Regions from separate parts of the Homo sapiens genome. Here region 1 is linked to region 2. The links are chromatin loops, found by intact Hi-C in ENCODE. Cell type or tissue: OCI-LY7. All regions are shown on one strand. Each heading gives the region's core, and the rest is flanking DNA. Links, peaks and the distances in the headings are about the cores only. Region 1 has its middle 100 kb from the start of ARSF. Region 2 has its middle 22 kb from the start of TRI-GAT1-1.

Region 1 (7,089 bases), core at 1,971-4,470, 670 kb before region 2:
AAGACAGGAAGGGAGGAGGAGTTCAGACAGAAGACATTCATGCAGGAAGTACAACACACACACACACACACACACACATGCACACGCACATACATTCACACAAACACAAGAGGAGTAGGGTGGACACTTCAATAAAAGCAAGGACTAGAATGAAAAAATGCAGACCTGGCACGGTGGCTCTTGCCTGTAATCCCAGCACTTTGGGAGGCCAAGGCGAGAAGATTGCTTGAGCCCAGGAGTTTGAGACCAGCCCGGGCAACATGGTGAAACACCGTCTCTACAAAAAATGCAAAAAAATTAGCTGGGCATGGTGACACATACCTGTGGTCCTGGATAGTCGTGAGGCTGAGGTGGGAGGATCTTCTGAGCTTGGGAAGTTGATGCTGCAGTGAGCCAAGATTGCACCACTGCACTCCAGCCTGGCTGACAGAGGGAGACTCTCAACAAAACAAAAAACAAAACGAAAAAATGCAGAAGAAAAATATTTGTATAGGATAGCAAAAAGGAGCATCCACTTAATTGAAATAGCCATAGTATGCCAAAAAGTTTACAGGTGGTGAAGACAGATTAAAATAAAGCAGAGAAAGTTGTTAGCTTGGGGGTGGTCCTCATAATATGCAGACAATCAAGGTAAGTTGCTGTGTGATGATAATGGAAATGTGGATGTGAAGGTCAACAAAAAACAACGACATCACCTGTTTTGCAATTGCCCACTTCTGGTGTCTAATGGTCACCAAATGCTTCCATAGGCAATAGGAGATGAAGGGTGGGTGGGAAAAATAAAATGGCAATAAGAAACTATCCAAAGACATGAGGGTAACCTCCAGGCATTGCTGAGAGTGAGGGTAGAAAACAACAGTGCTAAAATGCACACATGATTACCATTTTGGATTCTCAACAAAGACTGGGGTTTTCATTTGTAAAGACTGTTAACTAATGTGCTCTTGAATTCCGTCATCCCTGCTGCCCAGATCTCCTGCACTGCCAAAAATTTAGCCAGAAAATCCGTGCGAGTCATCCTGCTAGTCTCCATAGACTAGAAATAAAAGTTAACTTGTTCCAAAACTTTTCTAATTAGATTGATTGAATTGTACTGTGCCTCAAAGTCATTTCTTTTCCAGCTCATTAAGCTCATCCTATAAAAACATATGACATTGTTCATATTCATTGCAAGTGGATTAATTATCCAGTATGAATTGTAGGTTCCAAATGCATTGAATCATATCATCATGGTGGGTGTAGTTTTTTAAAATCACTTCCAAAAGAGAGACATTTATTTTTGTCGGTTTCTTTGAGCCTCTCCTCATCTAAATGCTGTAAAGACAGAAAAAAATCCCGACACAATTTTTATAACTAGTGTAAGTATGTTGATAAATCCCACGATAATTCCCTCCACTGTTATTAGTTAAGAATTAAACTTTGTTATGCAAATGAATCAATATTGAGACATACATGTCAAATAGGGAACAAAATGTCTTAAAACTTATTTTTTCTGCAGAGTTTTCTTTTTCCAAAGTGTACAAAAGTCTATCATTCTTGGATGTTTTCTTAAGTTTATTAATAACTTTGAACACCACCTTTATCGATTTTTAGAATTGTTAACCAGGATTTCTTGACAAACAGGTTATGCTGATTTGAATCAGGCCATCAATTGAAAAAAATGCCTAAAGTTTTAATATTTAAGTGTGCTGAAATAAACTGGTGTCACCCTAAGTAACAGAGAAAGCCTCTGTAAAAGAAAAGATATTTATTTGGGAATGTAGCATTGCAGTGGAAATTCGCATGCCATAGGAAACTATGTGCATATTTGGTGGGGGAAGGAAGACAAAGATTTTTTGTAAGAGAAGTATTACTTAATTGTTTTGAAATAATTATCTGTGGCTACAAAGATCGATAACAAAGATGGGACAGGCACGGTGGCTCACACCTATAGTCCCAGCACTTTGGGAAGCCAAGGCAGGAGGATTACGTGAGCCCAGGAGTTCAAGATCAGCCAGGGCAATATAGTGAGACCCTGTCTCTACAAAAAAAAAAAAAAGAAAAGAAAAGAAAGGAAAGAAACAAAGACAGGAAAGAAAGAAACAAGCAAAAAATAACAAAGAAAGGAGAGACAAAAAAGAAAGAAAGAGAAGAAAGAAGAAGAAAGGAGAAGAAGAAGAAGGAGGAGGAGGAGGAAGAAGAAGGAGGAGGAGGTGGGGGAGGAAGAGGAAGGAGGGAAAAAGACAAAGAAAGGAGAGAAAGAAAAAGAAAGAAAGAAAAGAAAAAGAAAGAAAGGAAAAAAATAGAAGGAAAGAGGACAGACAGAGAAAAAAAAGAAAGAAAAAGAAAGACAAGGGTGAAAAAGGAAGTGTGTCTTTCTCAGGAGAGTAACAGGAAGTGTGTCCTGCACAGGACAAGAATAGAAATTGTGTGCTGCACAGGGTAGGAACAGTAAGTGTGTCCTGCGAAGAAGAGACACAGGAAGCGTGTCTCACAAAGAGGAGGAACAGGAAGTGTGTTCTGTACAGGGAGAAACAAGAAGTGTATCCTGCACAAGAGAGGAACAGAAAGTGTGTGCTGCACAGGGGAGAAATAGGAAGTGTGTCCTGCACAAGGGCGACACAGGAAATGTGTCCAGTGCAGGGGAGACACAGGAAGTGTTTCCTGAAAAGGGGAGGTATAGGAAGTGTGTCCTGAACAAAGGATGAACAGAAGGTGTGTCCTGTACAGGAGAGGAACAGAAAGTGTGTGCTTCACTGATAGGAGTAAGAAGTGTGTCCTGCAAAAACGAAGTGCAGGAGGTGTGTCCTGCACAGGGAAAGAACAGGAAATTTGTCATGCACAGGAGAGACACAAAAAGTGCATCCTACACAGGGGAGAAACAGGAAGAGTGAGTCTCATGAGAGTAACAGGAAGTGTGTCCTGCACAGGGGAGATAAGGAAGTGTGTCCTTCACACGGGAGACACAGGAAGTGTGTCCTGCACAGAGGAGGAACAGGAAGTGTATCCTTCACAGGGGAGATACAGGAAGTGTGTCCTGCACAGAGTGGGACCAAGAAGTGTGTCTCAGGAGAGTAACAGGAAGTGAGTCCTTCACAGGAAAGACACAGGAAGTGTGTCTTGCACAGGGGAGGTACAGGAAGTGTGTCTGTCTCAGGAGAGTAACAAGAAGTCTGTCCTGCAGAGGGAAGGAACAGAAAGTGTGTCTGCCTTAGGAGAGTAACAAGAAGTCTGTCCTGCAGAGGGAAGGAACAGAAAGTGTATGTTCCACAGGGGAGGAACAGGAAGTGTGTCCTGCAAGGGGAGACACGGAACGTGTGTCCTGCACAGGGCAGGAACGGGAAGTGTGTCTTGCACAGAGGATAAACAGGATGTTTCTCCTGCACATGGGAGTCACAAGAAGTGTGTCCTGCACAGAAAAGAAACAGGAAGTGTATGCCATACAGGGGAGAAAGAGGAAATTTGTTTTTTACAGAAGAGAAATAGAAAGTGTATTCTGCACAGGGGAGGAACAGAAAATGTGTCCTTCACAGGGGGACACAGGAAGTGTGTCCTGCACAGGGGAGGAACAGAAAGTTTGTCCCTTACAGGAGAGAAAAAGGTAGTGGCCCATGTTGGTCTCGAACTCCTGACTCAAGGGATCCTCCAGCCTTGGCCTCCCAAAATGCAGGAATTACAGGCATAAGCCACTGTTCCTGACCCTCAGATCATTTCTTTATGGCCAGTTTTTACTTGGAAAGGCAGGTGGAGGGAATTAGAGTTATATTTTTAGGTTTTATGCTTGGCTTTGGGGAAAAGGGGGTCTTGTTTCTAGGACTCGCCTTGGGGAGGAGGGTTTCTAATTTCTACCGTGCCTTGGGTCAGAGTGGGACTGAGATACTCAAGATGGCGAGTAAAGTGATGTCTGATCGTCCTCACTGCTACACTCCTACCAGCGCCATGACAGTTTACAAATGCCATGGCAACGTCAGGTAGTTACCCCATACAGTGGAAAAAGAGGAGACAGGAATAATCCACCCCTTGTTTAGCATATCATCAAGAAATAACCATAAAAATGGGCAACCAGCAGCCCTCAGGGCTATTCTTGTCTATGGAGTAGCCGTTCTTTTGTTCCTTTACTTTCGTAATAAACTTGCTTTCACTTTACTCTATAGACTCGCCCCGAATTCTTTCTTGCGCCAGATCCAAGAACCCTCTCTTGGGGTCTGTTTCCTGGACCCCTTTCCTGTAACAATATTTGTTCAAAATAAATCTCTTCAAATATTTTACAGACTTTGACTCTTTTCATTGACATTCCTGTGAGTCAGGGGTGAGAAAAATAATGACGTTTTTGGGAAGAGAGAAAAAACCTGTACCTGATGGAACACAAGGATTTGTTTTCTCTCTCATCCTGGGCCCGTTGGCTTTTTAAGTATAGCTACCCCAGGTATTTGTGCGTGCTCTCTCTCTCTCTCCTTTTCTTTCTCTCTCTCTCATACACATTCCCCCCTTTTCCTTCCCCCCTTCCTTTTTCCCTCTCTTTTCTCTACCTGTCTTCCTCCCTTGTCTCTCCTTACTTTCTTTCTTCTCTCTCTCTGCTTCTCTTTTCTCCCTGGTCTCTCTCTCTCTCTCTCTCTCTCCCTCTCTTCTTCCTATCCTCTCTCTTCTCTCTCTGTCTCTAACTTTGTTTCTCATATTCTCTTCTCTCTCTCTCCACTTTTTCTCTCCTTTCTGACTTCCTTACTCTTTCTTTCCCCTCTGTCCTTCTCCTTTTCTTCCCCATCTCCTCCTCTTCCTCCTTTCTTCTCCTTCTTTCTTCTTCTCTTTCTCCTCCTTTTCTTTTCCTCTCTTGTCTTCCTCTCTCTTTCTCTTTCTCTTCTTTTCCCTCTCTCTTCTCTCTGTCTCTCATTTTTCTTATTCTCTCTCTGTCTCTCTCTGTCTTCCTCTCTCCCGCTCACCTCTCCTTTTCCATTAAAGTCTGCAAAGAGTTCCCATTTCTTCTAGCAATTGAGATTTCTAGACATCACCAGGGTGGCTCATATATACCCTAGGATGTGATTACCTATTTGGGCTGTTGAAGGAGTGAAGGATGTGCCTTCCCAAAATATGCTGGATTGGTATCTTGCATATTTTGAGTTGAAAACACTAGAGAAATTGTAGTTTCAGAAAGTGCTAGCCGACCTGTTTCTTCCTGTAGGCAGCAAGCCATAAAGATTCCTTTGGGAGGGGACTCCTCCCCGTACCAGGGTGAGAAAATAGCTCTCATCACCAGAGACTGGGCTTTGGAACCTGCAGTGGACCTCAACAAATGCACTTCCCACTAGTTTAACCCCTCCTATATATCTCCTTGTGACTTTCCCAGAAATTCACTGCCCCTAGCCAGATCCCCTTTGTTTTTCATTTCTTCTCAAATTTGTCATTCTTTGTTTAAAAAGCATAAAAGCATCTTGGTTTGGTCACCTCTTTGAACATCACGCTTAGGAAGATCCCCATGGTCCGTGGAAAATGAACAAAATCTGTATGTTTTCCTTTGTTAATCTGCCTAGCATCGACTTGGTTTCTAGTTGCAGCTACAGAGCTCACTAAGAGCTAAAGGAGGTTGAAGGGGACCTCTGGCTCCCCCTCCCCCATGCCATGCACACAAGGGAGCTGACCCACTGACCCCCTGGACGACTCATGGACAGCTCAGTGGGACGGGAGCTTTGGAGGTCATAGGAGTGTTTATGCAGACCCCAGAGTGGCTTCCTAGGAGGAACAGGATTCAGCAGATCAAAGTTTCCCAGCATCTGTGATAGTCTGAGGCCAGCAGGAGGGAAGGAAAACAAAGACTCTCAACCCCAGCCCCAGGTGTCATGAACATTCATGGGGGAGAAAGGGAGCAGAGAGTGTTGAGTCTCTGAAGAGGGGACAGTGGAAAACAGCTCTAAGCAGAAATTGCCGGCTTCACTTCACTTCTGTGCCTTTTCCCTCTGCTGTCTCCTGAATTACATTTGTTTTTCCACAAAAGAAAAAGAAAGAAAGAAAGAAAGAAAGAGAAGGATTCTTCTGCCTTTGGTAACCATGCATGAGAATGTTCACATTTCTTCTTCTCTTCTCCTCCCTCTCCTTTTCCTCTCTCCTCCTCCTCCTCCTCCCTCTTCCTTCTTCTTCTTTTTCTTCCTCTTCTTCTTCTTCTTCTTCTTCTTCTTCTTCTTCTTCTTCTTCTTCTTCTTCTTCTTCTTCTTCTCCTCCTCCTCCTCCTCCTCCTCTCCCTCCTCCTCTTCCTCATCCTTCTTCTTCTTAAGACAGGGTCTCACTCTGTCACCCAGGCTGGACAATCATAGCTCACTGCAGCTTCAACCTCCTGGGCTCAAGCAATCCTCCCACCTCAACCTCCCAAGTAGCTGGGACTACAGGTATATGCCACTACGCCCAGCTAATTTTTGTATTTTTTTTGTATAGATAAGACCTTGCTATGTTGTCCAGGCTGTTCTTGAACTCCTGGCCTTAAGTGATCCTCCTGCCTCAGCCTCCCGAAGTGCTGGGATTACAGGCATGAGCCACCACACCTGGCAAGGATGTCTAGAGTTCTAAGAGCCTGTGGACAAGCTCTAAGAAGAAATCTCTTTTGTTCTCTGGCACAAATTGCCACAGGTCCCTTTTCCCACGACTTATGTTTCTGTCCTTAGCACTAATGGTTTCCACCTTGTGAGGGGTGAGGCTGTTTTCTCCCAACCATATGGGAATATGCATGTTAGGACTTTTCGTGGTATAAGCTCTAATGGGATTTCCAAGTAAGAAAAAATTTGCTAGTCTCAGGATTTTAGTTTTGTTGTTACACCTTTTCACGTTTCTGTGGGGTGGTGAGGTAGGAGGAATGTCTCTTTTTCCCTTTTAATTTTTGAAACTGCCTTTTCTTCTTTTTAAGGATGAGTGTTCACAAATTGTAAAAACTTCCATGAAGCATGAACAAGGTGAGTCACAGCCTCGTGAGTCTCTATAGTTGCCAGCGTTGACTGAAGTGATTGTAGGGAGAGTAAGAGCACCTGTCTTCATCCCTTACTGCTCCATTCTGAAAGCTCCATTTTATTTTCCAAAAATGTACCCCATAATTCACTGCTCCCTTCTCCATTGGAGCCTTGCAGTATCAAA
Region 2 (6,302 bases), core at 2,391-4,890:
CAACGTTCTTAAAAGAGCTTAGCAAGAGGACGGAGGCTCAGCATTTGAAGGAAGCTGAGTGAGACAGATTAACTAATAAACAAGTCAAGTCACCAGTTAAGAATTGGTCCAGGCATAGTTGCTCATGCCTATAGTACCAGCACTTTGGGAGGCCAAGGCAGGAGGATCACGGGAGCTCAGGAGTTTAAGACCAGCCTGAGCACCATAGGAAGTCTTCATTTCTACAAATAATTAGCCCGGAATGGTGGCACAAACCTGTGGCCCCACCTACTCGGGGGGCTGAGGCGGGAGGATCGCTTGAGCCTGGGAAGTGCAGTGGCGTGATCATAGCTCACTGCAGCCTCCACTTCCCAGGCTGAAGCGATCCTCCCTGTGTCCTCACATGGTCATCCCTCTGTGTGTGGCTGTATCCTTTTATTTTCTTGAAGACAGGGTCTCGCTCTGGCCCAGCAAAGAGTGCAGTGGTGCGATCATAGCTCACTGCATCCTGGACCTCCTGGGCTCAAGCGATCCTCCTACCTCAGCCTCCTGAGTGGCTGGGACCACAGGCGTACACCACTACACCTAGCTAATATATATATGTTTTCTAGATACAGAGTCTCCTTATGTTGCCCAGGCTGGTCTCAAATTCCTGGCCTCAAGCAATCCTCCCGTCTCAGTCTCCCAAGTAGTCGGGTCTACCAGCACGCACCACCATGCCCAGGTAATTTTAAAACTTTTTGCGGCTGGGTGCGGTGGCTCATGCCTGTAATCCCAGAACTTTGGGAGGCCGAGGCAGGCAGATCACTGAGGTCAGGAGTTAAAGACCAGCCTGGCCAACATGGTGAAACCCCGTCTCTGCTATATATACAAAAATTAACCAGGCGTGGTAGAGGGCGCCTGTAGTCCCAGGTACTCGGGAGGCTGAGGCAGGAGAATCGCTTGAACCCGGGAGGCAGAGGTTGCAGTGAGCCGAGATTGTGCCACTGCACTCCAGCCTGGGTGATAGAGGGAGACTCCGTCTCAAAAAAAAAAAAAAAGAAAAAAAAAATCAAAAACTTTGTAGAGACAGTCTTGCTATGTTGCCCAGGCTGGTCTCGAACTCTTGGCCTCAATGTATCCTCTCGCCTGGGCCTCCCAAAGTGCTGGGATTACAGCACTTGGCTCCAGCTTGACCTTTGTTGGTAGAACTACTCAGAAAATATGACCGATTTAGAAATTGGGTGGTGCCAAGTAAACCCCACCCAAACCTATCCCCGCACCAGTTCTCATCTACCTTTTTCGCGTGTTGGGGAACTAGCAAGGCAGGGGCTGCCGCTCGCGGGGGCTTGGCCTCCCTCACGCAGCTCAGCCTCTGAGCGCAAGGCACAGGGCTCTCGCGCTACGGCCGCCACCCGCCCCGAGGCCCCGGTCCCCTCCCCTCACCGCCGCACCAGGACAGCGCGGCCAAGAGCCGGGCCTTTCGGGGGCTGGTGCGGACGTGGCCAGAGATGCCCGAGGAGAAGCAAGAGACCATGGGTATGCGGCGGTCACGGGCCTCTCCGGCCCGGGAGACGGACGTTATGGCTGGCAGCGTCTCGATACCAAATGTTTCCAGACCATATGCTTGCCGCTTCCCGCACTTGGAAAGACCAATCGTTAGGCCCGAGGATGCAAGACCCACCCACTTTGCGATGGAGGCAGCCAATCCAGTTGCTCGTTACTTCCAGTGTCGCAGGCGCCCTTACGAAAGATCCTGTCCAATCGCTACCGGGAACGTCCTCCTAGTCCCGCCTCAGGGCCATCGCAGAGGCTGTCAATGCCGTCTGACCCCTTTACCCCATTGGCGTACTTCCTTCCGACACCATGACATGCACAGCACCAGGCCGGGGCGGGTCAATGGCGGTGGCGGAAACGGCGGGCCACTGCGCGGGAACGGGTTACGCGGCTGACGTCCGCCGCAGCAGCCGCTGGGTCCTGGAGGCAGAAGCCTCCCTGAGAAGCGCACAATAGGCAGGGCGCGGTGGCTCACGCCTGTAATCCCAGCACTTTGGGAGGCTCAGGCGGGCGGATCACAAGGTCAGGAGATCGAGACCATCCTGGCTAACACGGTGAAACCCCGTCTCTACTAAAACTACAAAAAATTAGCCGGGCATGGTGGCGGGCGCCTATGGTCCCAGCTACTCGGGAGGTTGAGGCAGGAGAATGGCATGAACCCGGGAGGCAGAGCTTGCAGTGAGCCGAGATCGCGCCACTGCACTCCAGCCTGGGCGACAGAGCAAGACTCCGTCTCCAAAAAAAAAGAGAGAAGCGCACAATGGACCAAGGGCTCTTGCCGGAGAGGCGCCGCCGCCGAACCCGCAGCCAGACGCCCCTCAGTAGCGCCCGCAGCGGGTGCCGCGGCTCTCGCCTAAACCATGGGCGCACCCGAGGGGCGGGCTCGCCTCCCGTCGGCCCTCACAGCTCGGCTGGGCTCGGAGTCCGCTCCGCCGTCGCCTTCCCGCTGGGGCCGGGAAACGCAGCCGCGGAGCCGCACAGCCCTTGCAGCCGGATGAGAGGCCCCGCTGGCCTCAGGACGGTGGTCGGGGCGGCGGGCGGGGGCATTCGTGCAGCCTTGTGGCCTGCAGGCGCTCCCCGTCGGCAAAGCTGCGCCGCAGGCCTCGGGGCGGGCCTAGGGGCCAATAGGGGGCTCCGGGGTGGGCCTGGAGGCCTGAGGCCACCGGGGGTCCCCGGGCAGGTGATGGGGGCTTGCGGAGCGGGGGCGCCGACCTCTGACCCACGAGAGGGGCGCCTTCGCGGTGCTGGTCGTAGTTATTCTCAGCGTCCCTATTATCCGATTTGAAATGAGAGCAGGCGGCTCTCGGGCTCCGAGCCGGAGGGGGCGGGCGAACTGGGAGCAATGTGTACATTCCACGCCTAGAACCCTGCCGCTGGGCAAATGGAGGCCCGTGTCCCTGCGGTCGCTGCCTGGGAGGGCGCACGAGGTCCCCCAGGCGAGGTGACCCACAGGAGGTTTTGTGACATTGGGCGGCCCAGTCCTGGGGGTGGTGTGTGCTAGTGGTGGAGGGCGGCCTCCTAGAGGAGCCGTCAGCCTTCCAGGGAAGGCACCTGGCCGGTCGGGGAGACTCCCCGGGGCTGCGGGGGAAGCTCCACCTCCTCGAGCGCCCCCCGGGGAGACCCAGGACGCAGGGGTAGCCCTGCGCGGAGTTCTTGGTGGCTCCAGGTGACGCTGTCATAGGACAAAGGGCCCCGGGTGCCGACCTCCTGTGGAGGGCCCTGCCCCGCTGCGGCTGAGGAGGTCGGCACCCGGGGCCCTTTGTCCTATGACAGCGTCACCTGGAGCCACCAAGAACTGGAAGAGGCAGGAAGGAACACCCCCTAGAGCCTCCAGGGGGAGTCCAGCCCTGCCCACAACTTGATCTCAGATTCCTGGTTTCCAATACTGGAAAGAATAAACTTCTGTTACTTTCAGCCACCCAAATTGTGGTTATTTGCTTCAGCATCCATAGGAATTTAAAAACTAAGAGGTATGAATTTTATGTTGCTGCCAAAAGGCTTTTTCTAGGACAAGTAGATATTTAACCTAGATAGTTGTAGCCTTTTCTCGTCTTCATTGGGATCAGAACTCAGTTGATGGCCTCTGTCCTCCTATCTCAATGTTGATTTTACTTTCTCTTTAATCCTGTTCTAAAGCAGTGACCCTTTTAATATTGCTTAAGTAAATATCAATGTTTTTCTGGTCAGTGTGAGACCAGAAACCTTTTTACTTTGGGTCTGAGAAGGAGAAGTATTTTCCCTCCTTCTCCTCTTTTTAGAGATGGGGTCTCTCCGCTGCCCAGGCTACAGTGCAGTGGCATAATCCTAGCTCACTGCATCCTCAAACTCCTGGGCTCAAGTGATCTTCCGGCCTCAGCTTGCTGAAAAGCTGAAACCACAGGTGTGTGCCACTATGCCCTACATATATATATTTTAACTTATTTGTAGAAATGAGGTTTCACTATGTTGCCCAGGCTCGTCTCAGACCTCTGATCTCAAGTGTTCCTCCTCTTTGGCCTCCCAAAGCACTGGGATTACAGGTGTGAGCCACCATGCTTTGGCATGGTGGGGTATGCAGTAGGAGAGCAGGGGTGGTGGTAGTGTCTCCATATGTACTCTCACTAAAACTGGTGTGGGCAGATACTGGATGCCTACTTATTTAGGGGCATCTAAATTCCTGTGCTAAATTAGAAAACAGAGGCAGCTCTTGAAAGGAGTGATGGCGTGAAGGAGAGATGCTTGGACCAACCAGCACACAGCCCTTATAAATAATTGATACCCTTGGTTTTAATGCCACGTCCTCTTCAACAGTTGTTGGTTGAAATGACACGTGATTCCAGGTAAGCTTTTCCAGATAAATTGCCCTGGAACTTCAGACTTTGTCAGGTGAATCGATGTGGAATTTCAGAATGGGCTGGAATGTCTGAGATGGGCATGTCCGATATTCAGCTCAGTGTGGGGAAACTGGTGGCCAGGGCTGGTTGCAAGCTGAGTTGTAGGGGTGACAGTTCACCTGAGAAACAAAAAAACATGCAAGTCCTGGTTCATGAGGAGTGATTTCACAAATAGTGACCATGGAAGTCAATGTTGAAAAACAAATAGATTCAGGGCATAAGGGTGCAGGTTTGTTACGTGGATATATTGCCTAGCGGTGGGGATTGGCCTTCTAACCCCCAAACAGTGAACATAATACCAGATAGGTAATTTTTCCACCCTCATCCCCTCCCACCTTCCCCCTTTTTAAGGTGTCCTGTGTCTGTTAATGTCATTCTATAGGTCCATGTGTACCCATTTTTTTTAACTCCCACTTATAAGCGAGGACATGTGGTATTTGATTTTCTGTTTGAGTTATTTCACTTAGGATATTGACCCGCAGCTCCATTTATGTTGCTGCAAAAGATATAGTTTCATTCTTTTTTATAGATGCATAGTATTCCTTGGTGTGTGTATACCACATTTTCTTCATCCAATGAACATTCAGGTTCATTCCATGATTTTGCTATTGTGAATTGTGCTGTAATAAAAATATAAGTGTAGGTGTCTATTCTGATAATTTCTTTCCTTTGGGTAGATAACCATTACTGGAGTTGCTGGGTCAAAGGGTAGATCTATTTTTAGTTCTCTGAGAAATCTACATACTGTTTTCTATAGAGATTGTACAATTTTACATTCTCACCAACAGCGTATAAGCAAGCGTTCCCTTCTTTGCATTCTCGCCAAGAGGTCAACGTTTTTCTACAAGACAAAAATGTAGATTGGTAGATGATAGATAGATCAATGACAGGTAGATGGAATACATAGATGATAGATAATAATAGGTAGGTAGATGATAAATGGAATAGATAGATGGAATAAATGGATAGATAGAATATAGTAATAAAATGCATCTACCTGAAAATAGAGAAGAAAAAGATTGTGGGACTTTCCACTCTATAACCCTGGAGCAAAGAAAATAGCATTAATGAAAAAGCAAAGAATGGGAAAGTAAAATTTTTTAGTCAGAACCACCCTTCCAGCAGAAAAGAATAGTGCAAGCAAAATATTAAGCATTTCATATGCATTTGTGTAGGCTATGGGAACTATTACAAAAAGGTGGATGTCGCATGTTTCAATGCTTTTTTTTTTTCTTTTTTTTGAGACAGAGTCTCACTCTGTCGCCCAGGCTGGAGTGCAGTGAAGTGATCTTGGCTCACTGCAACCTCCGCTTTCTGGGTTCAATCTCCCAAATAGCTGGGATTATAGTCTCCTGCCGCCATGCCCGGCTAATTTTTTTTTTCTTTTTAATAGAGATGGGGTTTCACCATGTTGTCCAGGCTGGTCTTGAACTCCTAACCTCAAGTGATCACCTGCCTCAACCTCCCAAAGTGCAGAGATTATAGGCGTGAGCCACCGTGCCCGGACTCAATACATTTTTAATATACACAGAGCTTTGCCACATTTTGGAGGGTTGCCTAGTGTTGGAATTTCTGGATTTTTATTTTTTATATTTGTGTTTCTCCCTTTTAGTTTGATGTAATGCAACTCAGTAGATTTTCTTATTGAAATAAAATCTCAGGCTCTCTCCATTGCATAGGCTGAAGCAGGTATGACGTAGGACACTGGCTGGATTCAGACCCTTGAGGGAGGCCGGGCGCGGTGGCTCATGCCTGTAATCCCAGCACTTTAGGAGGCTGAGGCAGGCAGATCACTTGAGGTCAGGAGTTTGAGACCAGCCTGGCCAACATGGTGAAACCCCGTCTCTACCAAAAAAACGAAAAACAAAAATTAACCGACCGTGGTGGTGCGTGCCTGTAGTCCCAGCTACTTGG

What was found. Hi-C counts contacts between places; a loop is a spot of excess contacts. Peaks named below come from ENCODE experiments on the same cell type or tissue, not always from the same donor. Only the 100,000 strongest peaks of a DNase experiment are listed, where the experiment ranks them.
Region 1: a loop joins it to region 2, with 14 times the contacts of the local background. A loop is called at or near these places in 1 of 110 quality-filtered maps.

The regions. Positions count from the first base shown.
Region 1 is chrX:3,140,223-3,147,311 of GRCh38, forward strand. No RefSeq gene overlaps it. Among named protein-coding and RNA genes, the nearest start is that of ARSF, 100 kb to the left of the region's middle. In OCI-LY7, for the core only: no CTCF peak of the experiment used is centred there; DNase peaks (open chromatin) are centred at 2,559 and 3,009; H3K4me3 peaks cover 1,400 bases; H3K27ac peaks cover 1,616 bases.
Region 2 is chrX:3,813,272-3,819,573 of GRCh38, forward strand. It overlaps the pseudogene LOC389906. Among named protein-coding and RNA genes, the nearest start is that of TRI-GAT1-1, 22 kb to the right of the region's middle. RefSeq lists silencers at 1,288-1,457, 1,888-1,967, 2,328-2,807, 3,098-3,237 and an enhancer at 1,638-1,687. In OCI-LY7, for the core only: a CTCF peak has its summit at 3,364 (motif pointing right); DNase peaks (open chromatin) are centred at 2,450 and 3,200; H3K4me3 peaks cover 1,573 bases; H3K27ac peaks cover 1,489 bases.